2 separate regions of the Mus musculus genome follow, and region 1 is linked to region 2. The links are chromatin loops, found by intact Hi-C in ENCODE. Cell type or tissue: gastrocnemius. All regions are shown on one strand. Links, peaks and the distances in the headings refer to the core of each region. The heading gives the core; the rest is flanking DNA. Region 1 overlaps Epb41l4b (erythrocyte membrane protein band 4.1 like 4b). Region 2 overlaps Ptpn3 (protein tyrosine phosphatase, non-receptor type 3).

What was found. Hi-C counts contacts between places; a loop is a spot of excess contacts. Peaks named below come from ENCODE experiments on the same cell type or tissue, not always from the same donor. Only the 100,000 strongest peaks of a DNase experiment are listed, where the experiment ranks them.
Region 1: it touches region 2 in a loop (4-fold over the local background); 2 of 42 quality-filtered maps call a loop at or near these places.

What each region holds. Positions count from the first base shown.
Region 1 is chr4:57,117,851-57,123,220 of GRCm38, reverse strand. All of the region lies in intron 1 of Epb41l4b (erythrocyte membrane protein band 4.1 like 4b), which reads left to right. Among named protein-coding and RNA genes, the nearest start is that of Epb41l4b, 23 kb to the left of the region's middle. In gastrocnemius, for the core only: a CTCF peak has its summit at 2,497 (motif pointing left); a DNase peak (open chromatin) is centred at 2,335.
Region 2 is chr4:57,268,126-57,273,495 of GRCm38, reverse strand. It overlaps Ptpn3 (protein tyrosine phosphatase, non-receptor type 3), which reads left to right. Exons shown (of 26, transcript NM_001384115.1): 2 at 3,319-3,473. The coding sequence starts at 3,336. Among named protein-coding and RNA genes, the nearest start is that of Gm12536, 29 kb to the left of the region's middle. In gastrocnemius, for the core only: a CTCF peak has its summit at 2,289 (motif pointing right); a DNase peak (open chromatin) is centred at 2,309; H3K27ac peaks cover 2,326 bases.

The DNA.
Region 1 (5,370 bases), core at 66-5,065, 150 kb after region 2:
TTGGCTTCTCCCACTGTCCTCTGGCACTGGCCAGTCTTTTGCCCATCCCTGTTATCAGGAAACAGACCCTCCCTTCCGCCGACTTTGACCGCTGAGCCACCCATCGTCGAGTCTCCTTATCTCCTCCCTGTTCTCTGTCCCAGGTCTTTCTCTTCTGTGGGTGAGCACACAAAGGGGGAATTCACTGGATCTCATTTCTCTTCCTTCTGCAATTGTAAAGTGCCACCTGTGCCTTTGTTCACGGATGCAGGCCGGGCTGGGAGTCCAGGGTGCTCTCCCCGCACTTGCACTCCAGTGAAAGATAAACACCCTGTGATTCTCTAGGTATGGGCTTCAAAGCAGACACAATAAATCTGTGGTGCTGAGGGAAGGAAGGAAGGAAGGAAGGGACGAAACCTGTGAAGAGGCACAAGGAAGCCTCCAGCAGGTCGAAGTTAAACTGGGGAAAGTCCTAGAGGGTGGCTTCCCAGGCTGTCTACACTGGGGAGTGCCTTAACTGGACCTGTCCATTTTCTATGGATGTCACACTTGAGTCTTTTTTTTTTTTAAGGCAACTAAAGGTCTAAGCAAGGTCTTAAAACAATACTAACCATTTTATATAAAAATTTGTATTTCTAGATTTTCATCAAACACTGGGAAAACGTGATATGTACTCTGCCTTGCCTCAGAGTGGTGAGCCCGTCCCATCCCTTGGTGATCAATTTTTGGTCTCTGCAGCATCCATTAGAAGTTGCTCAGAATGTGTGACAACCCTGTTATCGATGTTCCCCTTCCTTTGCACACTCTAAGTTTCTTAGAAGGCATGGGATTGGGACTGGTTCAAGTCTGGTTTGGTGCCAGAGCCTTGGGGACTCGTGCCTTTCCAGGTGTGTTCTGCCCCAGCTAGTGGAAGTTGAGGTTAGTTTATGACCAACCTGGGCAGTTACTATATTTGTTCTTAGGTGTTTGGTTCTGTAAATAATTTCCTACATGTGCATTCTATTTTAAAGGAACATTTCACAATAGTCCTGGTTCAAGTTCCTGGCCTGCTTGGCATTCCATTGTCCCTCACAAAAATGCATATGTGAGTGGGCTGTATTTCCCCCCACTTAATGGCTGGGCAAAGCACACTTTGGTATGGTGGACTTACAGCCAAGGCCTTAATCACAGCAGCTCACGTTAACTGCAAACCATATGCCTGGGGAGACATTTTGATGCCTCTCTTGCAGACCCAAACCTGAGGGGAGACTGAGTCCCACACCTTCCTTTTCTCCATGTGAACCTGTATGAGCTTCTCCTCTGTGCTCGGCCACTGGACACTAAGCTTCATGCCTAGCTCCTCCCGCCTCCCTGCAGACAGGCAGTGACTTCTCCTCTTTTTGTTTTTGTTGTTGGTTTGTTTGTTTGTTTGTTTGAAACAAGCTGTCCCTCTGTAGCCCTGGCTGACCTGGAACTTACATCGTACACCAGATGGGCCTTGAACTCATAAGAGATCCACCTGCCTCTGCCTCCTGAGTGCTAGGATTAAAGGATTAAACCATACGTGGCTACTTTTTTTTTTAAGATTTATTTATTTATTCTTATTTTATGTGTTTGGCTGTGTGGAAGTACACCACATGTGTAGCCGGTGGCTTTGGAAGCCAGAGAGGGTAGAGGATGCTCTACAGCTGGAGTCACAAGAAGTTGCCAGCTGCTATGTAGGTGCTAGGGACTGAATCTGGGTCCTCCGCAAGAGCAACAAGTGCTCTTAACAGCTGAGCCACCTTTCTAGCCCCTGCATTAAAAACAAAAACAAAAACCACCCCCTAAGGCCCCAAATAGCATGAACAACAAAATTATGGAGTCACCACCCCGCCCCCAAAAAAGAAAGATCAAAAGTTAAAACCCATCTTTAAAACCAGCTTCGTTTATGTGTGCCTGCATCCGATGAATGGATAAAGATGCCCCAGTTATAGTCTTAGGACTTTTGGAAATACAGGTGGTATTAAAGGAAAAGTTTCCTTGACTTTTCTCTTCATTAACCTTTAGAGCTGTTTACACACACACACACACACACACACACACACACACACACACACAGTGTAATTACTCTGAGTGTAACAATTGGTGTCATTCTTGTTTACAGAGTGTCAGAGACCTAAGGGGTAGGCATTGTGTGTACTGTTGTCTTCAGCACCAGCGCCTAAGGGCTGCCATGCAGTGAAGGGCCTTGCTTACAGTGGGGTGGGTAGAGAGGTCCTGGACACTGTTCTCGCTCCCCCATGGAGCAGGGACAGTGCTGAGTGTGCTTCCTCATTTTTGCCCCAACTCCCCTTGGCAGCACAGGCTTCATTTTACAGATGAAGCAAACTTACAAGGCGCAGGGTCTGAGTCTGACTCTGCTGGCTGTAGGCCTTGGGACCTAGAGGCCAACCTTCTCTAACTGGAAGCCCCGTCCCTCCCTCCCTCCCTCCCTCCCTCAGTTGGCTAGAGAGACTGAAGCAGTGTGCCACCTGCTGGGAACATTAAACAGGGAAGTCTGCACTCTTCATTCTGGTGATGGAGCTAAGACCACAGTGCTGGTAGCACTGCTTTTCTTGGGTGGGGATGGCTACCCCTGTTGCCCTTTCCCTGTCTTCTGGTGGACTTTCCTCAGAGCATCTTCATCCCTTGTGTCTCTCTGTGCCCTGTCCTGTCCTGTCCTGTCTTGTTCTCTACTCTTTTCTTCTTTTTTTTCGCACGTGTTTAATGTGTGTGTGGTATGCACACCACAGGGGGAGGGGGGCAAACTTGGCGGTCAGAGGACAACATTGGGAATAAGTTCTCTCCTTCTACCATGTAGGTTCTGGGACTGAACTCAGGTCACCATGTCTGACAGTAAGCACCTTTATTTAATGAGCCATCTTACCAGCCTGACTGCTCTCTATAGACACGGATGGGTTAGGGCTCACCATGATAGCCTTATTCTAACCTGACTCTTTTAAACGCCCTGTTTCCAAGTACTGTGACATTCCGAGGTCAAGGCTTCTATGTAAGACTTTGAAGGGTCAACACTGCTCAGTCACGTAACCTCAAGAAATGCATCCCCACCCTCTGCTGATAGTCATGCTACCGAGAGTGAGGCTACTGCCACCCCTAGGTGTGTCTTGTGGGTAAACTGGGGCAAGGCCCTGATAAATTCATCACCAGACTTCACGCAATTGTGAGAAGTCTTTACTGGTTAGAAAACTCTTAGACATCAGGCTCCACCTGAGCTGAACAGGAGTCAGGACTCAAAACCCAAGCCCGTGTCCTCCCGGCCCCGCGTTACTCGGTATCCAGTCAGATGTGAAGATCCTGTGAAGGTGAACTGTGAAGTTGAAAGTTGTGGTTGGAGTGAAGGCTGGGTTCTTAATGGGACTGGGCTTAGGGGGTGCTGGTTATGAGGTGGCATTAATATGCCTCACTCTGTGTGTGTGTGTGTGTGTGTGTGTGTGTGTTTGTGTGTGGCCAGCAGTTTATGTCTGGTATCTTTCCTATAATGTTTCTCCCAACTTTTTATTTATTTTAACTTTTTAAAAAAGGGTCTTTCACTGAATCTTAAACTCAGCAATTTCATTAGGCTGCCTAATGAGCTTCGGGGATCCACTTGTCTCTGTGATCTACATTCCACACCCCCACCCCACTGCTAAGGTGGCATGGATGCCTGGCCTCTCTCCTCCCTTCCCTATCCTCCCCTCCCCTTCCCTCCTTCTACACCCTCTCTTTTTCTTTTTAACATGGATGGGTTCTAGAGATCCAAACTCGTACTTTCAGGGCGGGTGTTTTGCTGGCTAAGTCATCTCCGTAGCGCTCATAGCACTCTTCACGTTTGGCCCATGGGCCGTCACAGTTTGGGGGGACATCTACATCCAGCAAAACTTTGTTTTTTTCAGCTCACAGTTTTCTTGGCTGGTTTCCATGGGGATGTGCTACATACATATTTACTGATGTACAGTTATTTAGTTGCAGAATTCCCGGGGTTGGGGGTGGGGGAGAGGTGTGTGCACAAAAGTACTTCCACACTTGATTCACAGGGCTGCCCTGTTTCAAGCCCCATCTCTGACATAGAAGACATCCACGCTGTAGTTGCATGTTACTGCTCCCCTGGGCACCAGTTGATTTCATTGTACTTTTGCTTTCTTTTGTGTAGTGGTAGGTTGGCTTCCTCCCCTTGCCTTATCTCTTGCTTGGCAGAGGGAGTGAGTGAGTGAGCAGAGAGAGAGCAAGGAGGCAGGGAGAGAGGGGAAGAGAGGAAAAAGGGAGAGAGGAGGAGGAGGAGAAAAGTGTGTGTGTGTGTGTGTGTGTGTGTGTGTGTGTGTGTGTAAGAGTGAGCGAGCAATAGGAGTCCTCCAAACCAAGCACTTCTTAAAGTGATAGAGCTCTTAGCACCTAAGCATTTGTTTTTCCAGCGTCTCATGTTTAGTTCTCAAATTTTGGGAGCAGAAGGACAAAGCATGTCTCTTGCTTGGCTGTCCTAGGCAGCAGACTGTTCAAGACAGTCTTAAGAAAGGCCATTGTCAGGGGTGGGGGTGCACTGGAGAGATGGCTCAGCGGTTAAGAGCACTGATTGCTCTTCCAGAGGTCCTGAGTTCAAATCCCAGCAACCACATGGTGGCTCACAACCATCTGTAATGAGATCTGCTGCCTTCTTCTGGTGTGTCTAAAGACAACGACAGTGTACTTCCATATAATAAATCAATAAATCTTTGGGCTGGCAAGAGTGGGGGTGGGGTGGGGTGGGCCTGGAGTGAGAAGAAAAGAAGAAGAGGAGGAGGAGGAGGAAAGACAGACAGACAGAAAGGCCATTGTCCTCAGAAGGCTCCAAAGTAGCTGCCTGCACACTGACCTACTGATAATGTTTGTCCCATCTGTCAGATGTAAGGTTTGAACATGTAAGTGTTCACTCCTGGGTAACTGGGTAACTTGGTAACTTGGCTGTTGGGACTAGGTCCACTTATTATGGCCCTCCAAGGCTGTCCTCGTGGGGGCTTGTTCCCTTACACATCATGGTGTCTCACTCTGCTGGATGAAGGATGATCACACTTTAGTTCAAGGTCAGAAGTCAGTCCTTCAGAGCTGTTCTGAGTGAGAAAGGCATTGTTTCTGTGCTATTAGATGATAAAGGGAACGTCCTGGTGTCCAAAGCTAACACTTTAGCTTTCATTGCTCTGCATGCTTTCTTTCTGTAAAAGTACTCATTTTGTGTCTGTGAAACTAAGCACAAAGTGAACGATGTATCTATCACTTGTACAGGCTGCCCAAGGGGATGGATCGGTGGCTCGAGGTGCATTCTTGGGTCCTGAGTTGGGTCTAATAGAAGTTTTGTACTGTATTCTGTTGTAATGATATGGGATCAAATTAACTGTTCATGACTTGGAACAATTTTTCTTG
Region 2 (5,370 bases), core at 289-5,288:
CTATGCTATTGTATGTTAAAAGAACACAGTCCACCTGGGATTCTTAAAGGAGAAGCCAGCGACAGAGCTGACATATTCAGTTGCGTGTGGGATAAAGCATTCGGGAAGACATTTGTTGTCTCTTGATAACTTTTTGTATTACTCAGAAAGTACATCCCTGATTCCAGTGACATTTTTATTGAAAAGGGCATGGTGGAGGTGGTGGGTGAGTGGGTGGAAATCTCTGTGTGTGTGTGTGTGTGTGTGTGTGTGTGTGTGTGTGTCAGCTTTCTTCTTTTTTCCTGTTTTTTTTTTTAGTACTATCAGTCTCCAGGAAAAAAATTATTAATATTTGAGGTTTCCTGTCCCGAGCTAGTTATAGAACTTTACCTAGAGCACCTTGAATTTATTGCTAGGGACTCAAAGCACAGCTTCTGTCGTCCTATGTACCTAGTCTGTGGTCCTTGCTATCCCAGACGTTTGATTTTTTTTTTTTTTCAGTCTCTGGTCTGCTCTGCCCTCCTTCCCACAGGTGAGCGACACATCTCTCTTCCCACTGCCTAGGTCTTTACATCTGGTCCTGCCTTGGTATCTGGTGCTGTCTCTCCGGGTGTCTCTGCCTTGGTCCCCCAGAACAGATGGACCTTGGATGGATAGCTTGAGCATCGCCTGGAAGACTGGGAGATGCTTAATTCTTCATGCATTTATTGGTTTATTTAACGTACTTAACGGATTGCCCGTCAGTGTTGAGTGTCAGAGGCCCAGTGAGCCAGAGTAGCACCCGACCTCACGGAGCTAGGCTGGTAGTAGGAAATGAAGTTAGAAACCCACATCATGACTTTTAAGTGCAGAATTACAGTGAGCACAGTTGAGAGTCTAACACATTGGCTGAGAGACCCAGGAAGGCTTCCCCCAGGGAGTGGTGTGTGTGTGTGTGTATGTGTGTGTGTGTGTGTGTGTGTGTGTGTGTGTGTGTGTGTAGAATGGTCAGAAAGCAGGGAGCACGGCATGGGGGAGGGGGAGCACGGCATGGGGGAGGGGGAGCACACCCTGGGGGAGGGGGAGCACGGCACGGGGGAGGGGGAGCACAGCATGGGGGAGGGGGAGCACAGCCCCCCTCAACCTTCATCTGCATTTGCGCCTCCTCCAAACCGCTTAGTCTCAAGTTCTCCCTGAGCGCATCCACAGGATGCTGCTGCGGCCTTTGTGTTCAGTTGCCAATCTCTTTATTCTGCCTTCCCACTCTTGAGCTCTCTAGTAAAACCAGCTAAAGACGGAGGGTCGGGGTTGGTGAGGCGGCACAGCAGGCCGAAGCGTCTGCCCTGCCTGACAATCTGAGTTCAATCCCTGGGACCCACTCACGTGGGAGAAGGAGCCACCGGTCTCCTGCGAGTTGTCCTCTAGTCTCCTCAGGCACACACAAGCACACACAATCTTAAGATGTAAAAACAAAACAAAAAAAACCAACGTGGAGAGAAGCCATACAGCAGCAACCTCTGCTGACCTCTGGCTTTCACTTGTAGGCATCGCTGCACACATACAAAAGCATTCAGGACCATCCAGAAGCGGCCACTAGTCAGTACCTGGAATTGTGCCTGGCTTCTTAACAGTAACCATTAAAGTAACATTAAAGAAAATCCTGCTTTGCCCACAGCAAGGATTCATTTCTCTGCTTGGCTACATACAGGTGCATGATCTGAGCATGCCATGATTTACCCATCCTTCAGCCGATTGGAATTTAGATCTCTTCCCATCTGCTGGTATTATGAAGAGTCTTGTACGTATATATTTGTGAATGAAATGTGTTGTTTCATTGGACACATACCTAGGAATCAGATTGTCATATCTTGGAACGTGGTGGTGTGTTCAGCTTGGTAGAGATTTTCCCCAACAGTTTGCCAAAGTAGTTGTGTTAATTTAAGATATATATGTATGTATGTATATGTGTGTGTGTGAATAGACTGTCACTGTCTTCAGACGCACCAGCAGAGGGCATCAGATCCCATTACAGATGGTTGTGAGCCACCATGTGGTTGCAGGGAATTGAACTCAGGACCTTTGGAAGAGCAGGCAGAGCTCTTAATCGCTAAGCCATCTCTTCAGCCCCAATTTATGTTCCTTGCAGCATCTCAGAGAGACGGATAGCTGAACCCCTTCCACACTGTTCTCAGTTTTACGTCTGTCCTCGTTCTGTGGCTCTACTTTGCATTTCTTTGACAAGCGATTGCCTAAGAACCTCATTTCTTCCCATTTTTAAAAAAAGAAATGCTTCACCTTTATTTTCAGTGTGTCTGTGTATGTGCATTTTCCTCAGCGGCCGGAAGAGGGCAGGGTATTGATTCCACCGGAGCTGACGCTAACAAGTAGCCATGAGCTGCCTGATGTAGGTGCTGGGACTAGCTAGAACTTTGGTCCTCTGCAAGAGCTGTATCTGCTCCTAACTGCTGAGCCATCTCTTCAGGCAAAATATGATAAATCTTTAAAAAAAATTTTTTTACAAAGAAATAGTTCTTAATTTTAATATAGCATAACTTATTAACCAGCTTTTGTGTGTTTTACATATTTCTTTCATGCTTAGTTTTGCAAAACTTAAAAATACCTAAGGTAGAGCGAGGTGGCGCACGCCTTTAATCCCAGCACTCGGGGGGTGGGGGGGTGGGCAGAGCCAGCCTTTGAGATTTCTGAGTTCGAGGCCAGCCTGGTCTACAAAGTAAGTTCCAGGACAGCCAGGGCTATACAGAGAAACCCTGTCTCAAAAAACCAAAAAAAAAAAAAAAAAAAAAAAACCACCACCACCAACAACAACCTAAGGTAGGAATTTTCCTCTGGGAAATTAGAAGGTACTACCTTAGAGATAACAGGGCAAACAGATAAATAAGCCACGTATGTATTTCCTTGACCTAACGTGGCATTGCATCTTTGAGCAACAGATTCTGCTTAGCAGTGGTTCTCAATCTTCCTAATGCTGTGACTGACCCATGTATACAGTTCCTCATGTCGTGATGACCCCAAACCATGAAATTATCTTCATCGCTACCTCAAAACTATTCATTTTGCTACAGTTGTGAATCGTAATGTAAATCTCTATGTTTTCCAGTGGACTTAGGTGACCCCTGGGAACAGGTGTGTTTGACACCCTCCCCAAAGAGGCCACAGGTTGAGAAACACCAGCTTAGCACACCTCAAAAGTCAAAAATGAAATGCAAAGATGGTTTTGTTACCCTGCTCTACCTACAGGTTCTGCAGCTGATGCTGTGAGGAGCCAGGCCGTCCTGCGAGGGGCTGTGTAAGGCCTGATTGCCTGCCTGGAAAGCACTGACAGGTGTCTTCATCTTGCAGGTTACTCGGCGGCCGTTATGACCTCCCGGTTACGTGCGTTGGGTGGAAGAATTAACAATACCCGAACCTCTGAATTGCCCAAAGAGAAAACTCGATCCGAGGTCATCTGCAGCATACGGTTTTTAGATGGCTTGGTACAGACCTTTAAAGTTAACGTAAGTTCTCCATAATTTTTTTTTCTTTCTGCCTAAATCAGTTCTTGGTTTACAAAACAAAAAAGAGGTTGTTAGCTAACAAGGAAAGCTTGAAATTTCAGAACTGGCACGGTGAGATGGGGCTGGCCATGGGAGCTGTGCTTCTGTCTCTTCTTAGGGATGTGAATCTGTTGGCATCTTCTAAGGTTGATGGCTCTGGGATGTTGTTCCCCTCCCCGAATAGTCCCCTAGGCAGAGCTGGCCCTTGGATGACTATGTCCTGTACGTGATTTATTTGAGCCACGTGACTTTGTGTTTTTAAAAATAGCATTAAAAGAAAAAAAAGCAACCTAGGATATAAGTGTCCTGCTAAAGTGTGAGCCCCATGAGGACAGGCCGGGTGTCCTGGCATAGCACTGGGCACTCAGCTGTGCTCTGTGAGATGGTCAGCCTCGTGGGTGGCAGGAATCCTAAAGGTCCTGCCTGGCTCCTGCTCCGAGCCCTTGATCTCAGATCTTCATGTAAGCAGCTATGAGAGGCAAGGACGGCAGCTGCCTCGGCTGGCTCCGCACCCAGCCACCACCCATGCCCAGGGACTTCTTGTGTCTCTCAGTCCTGATGGCGTCAACTCCAAGTCACCTGTGCCCCAGTTTTATGTGCCGAGAAAGAGAATGGTGATAGAGGAGCCGGGCTGGATGTGATGATAAAGGCCTGTGATTCGGCACTCGGAAGGTAGACTCCAGAGCAGCAGAAGTTCGAGGCCAGCCTGGGCCTCAAATAAACAAACAAAATTGGGGAGGGGTGACCAGAAAAGGCCATAGCACTTAAACCTTAATGAAAACTGACAGACCCCTGCTGTAGCTGCTACTGTTACCCTACCCTACCTTCTCCTTCCACAGGGACTCACTATGTAGTCCAGGCTGGCCTGAACTCGCTATAAAGACTACGCTGCCCTAGAAATCACAGAGGCCTGTCTGCATCTGCTTGCTAAGAGTTAGCGTTAAAGACTTGTACTACCACCCTTGTGGGGTTTTACCCAGTCACCTCCCCCCTTCCCTTCCTCTCCCTTTCTCTCCTTCCCTCCTCCAACCCCCCTGTTTCTGTCTCTGTCTCCTCACCACTATTAGTCATCTCGGTTCAGGCAAAAGACAATTTTTAGTTCTTCTAAACCATGGCCAGGGGAGCTGCCCCATACAGTGGATGTGAGAATGTTCTCAGCGGCACACAGGACCCAGGGGTGCAGACAATGGCGGTGATTAGCAGAGACTCCTTTCCCAGCCTTCCTCCCCTCTGCCTGGCTCTCTTCTTGACCTGTCTCTAAGGCCATGTTCTGCTCTTCTGAAGATGAGTTAACACTTATTGTTATCAAGAAGGAGAAGGGCAGATAGCTCAGGGAGTGATGGTGCCTGCCATTGAGCCTGACAAGCCTTGAGACCCACATGGTGAAAGGCCAGTTCCCGGGGAACGAACGGCCTGAGCCCTGGGGGGAGAGAGCCAGAGATAAGTGAAGTCGGAGAGGTTCCAAGCAGGGATGGGGTGAGAGGCCAGCTGGAGCCCGGGCATGCTGGCTTCTACACGGGGTAACGTAGAGAGCTCTGACTTGCAGCCTGACATGGCGTGACTCAAGGGTCACTCAGTCTGAAGTAGCCAGAGGGGAAGAGGACTGATAGACTACCATAGCAGTCCCTGAGAGAAATCCTGGTGGTGGGCAGAGCAGTCTTGAGAGCTTGGCTAGAAGGCAGTACCTGGAAGATAGAGCCAAATAGTGACAGTGGGGCTCTCTGTCATGTTTTCCTGGTCTAGTTTGTCCTCTTTGTATTTCTCTTCCCCCACTTTATTTATTTATTTATTCATTCATTCATTCATTCATTCATTCACAGTCTCACTGTATATCTATCCCCTGCTGGCCTGGAATTCG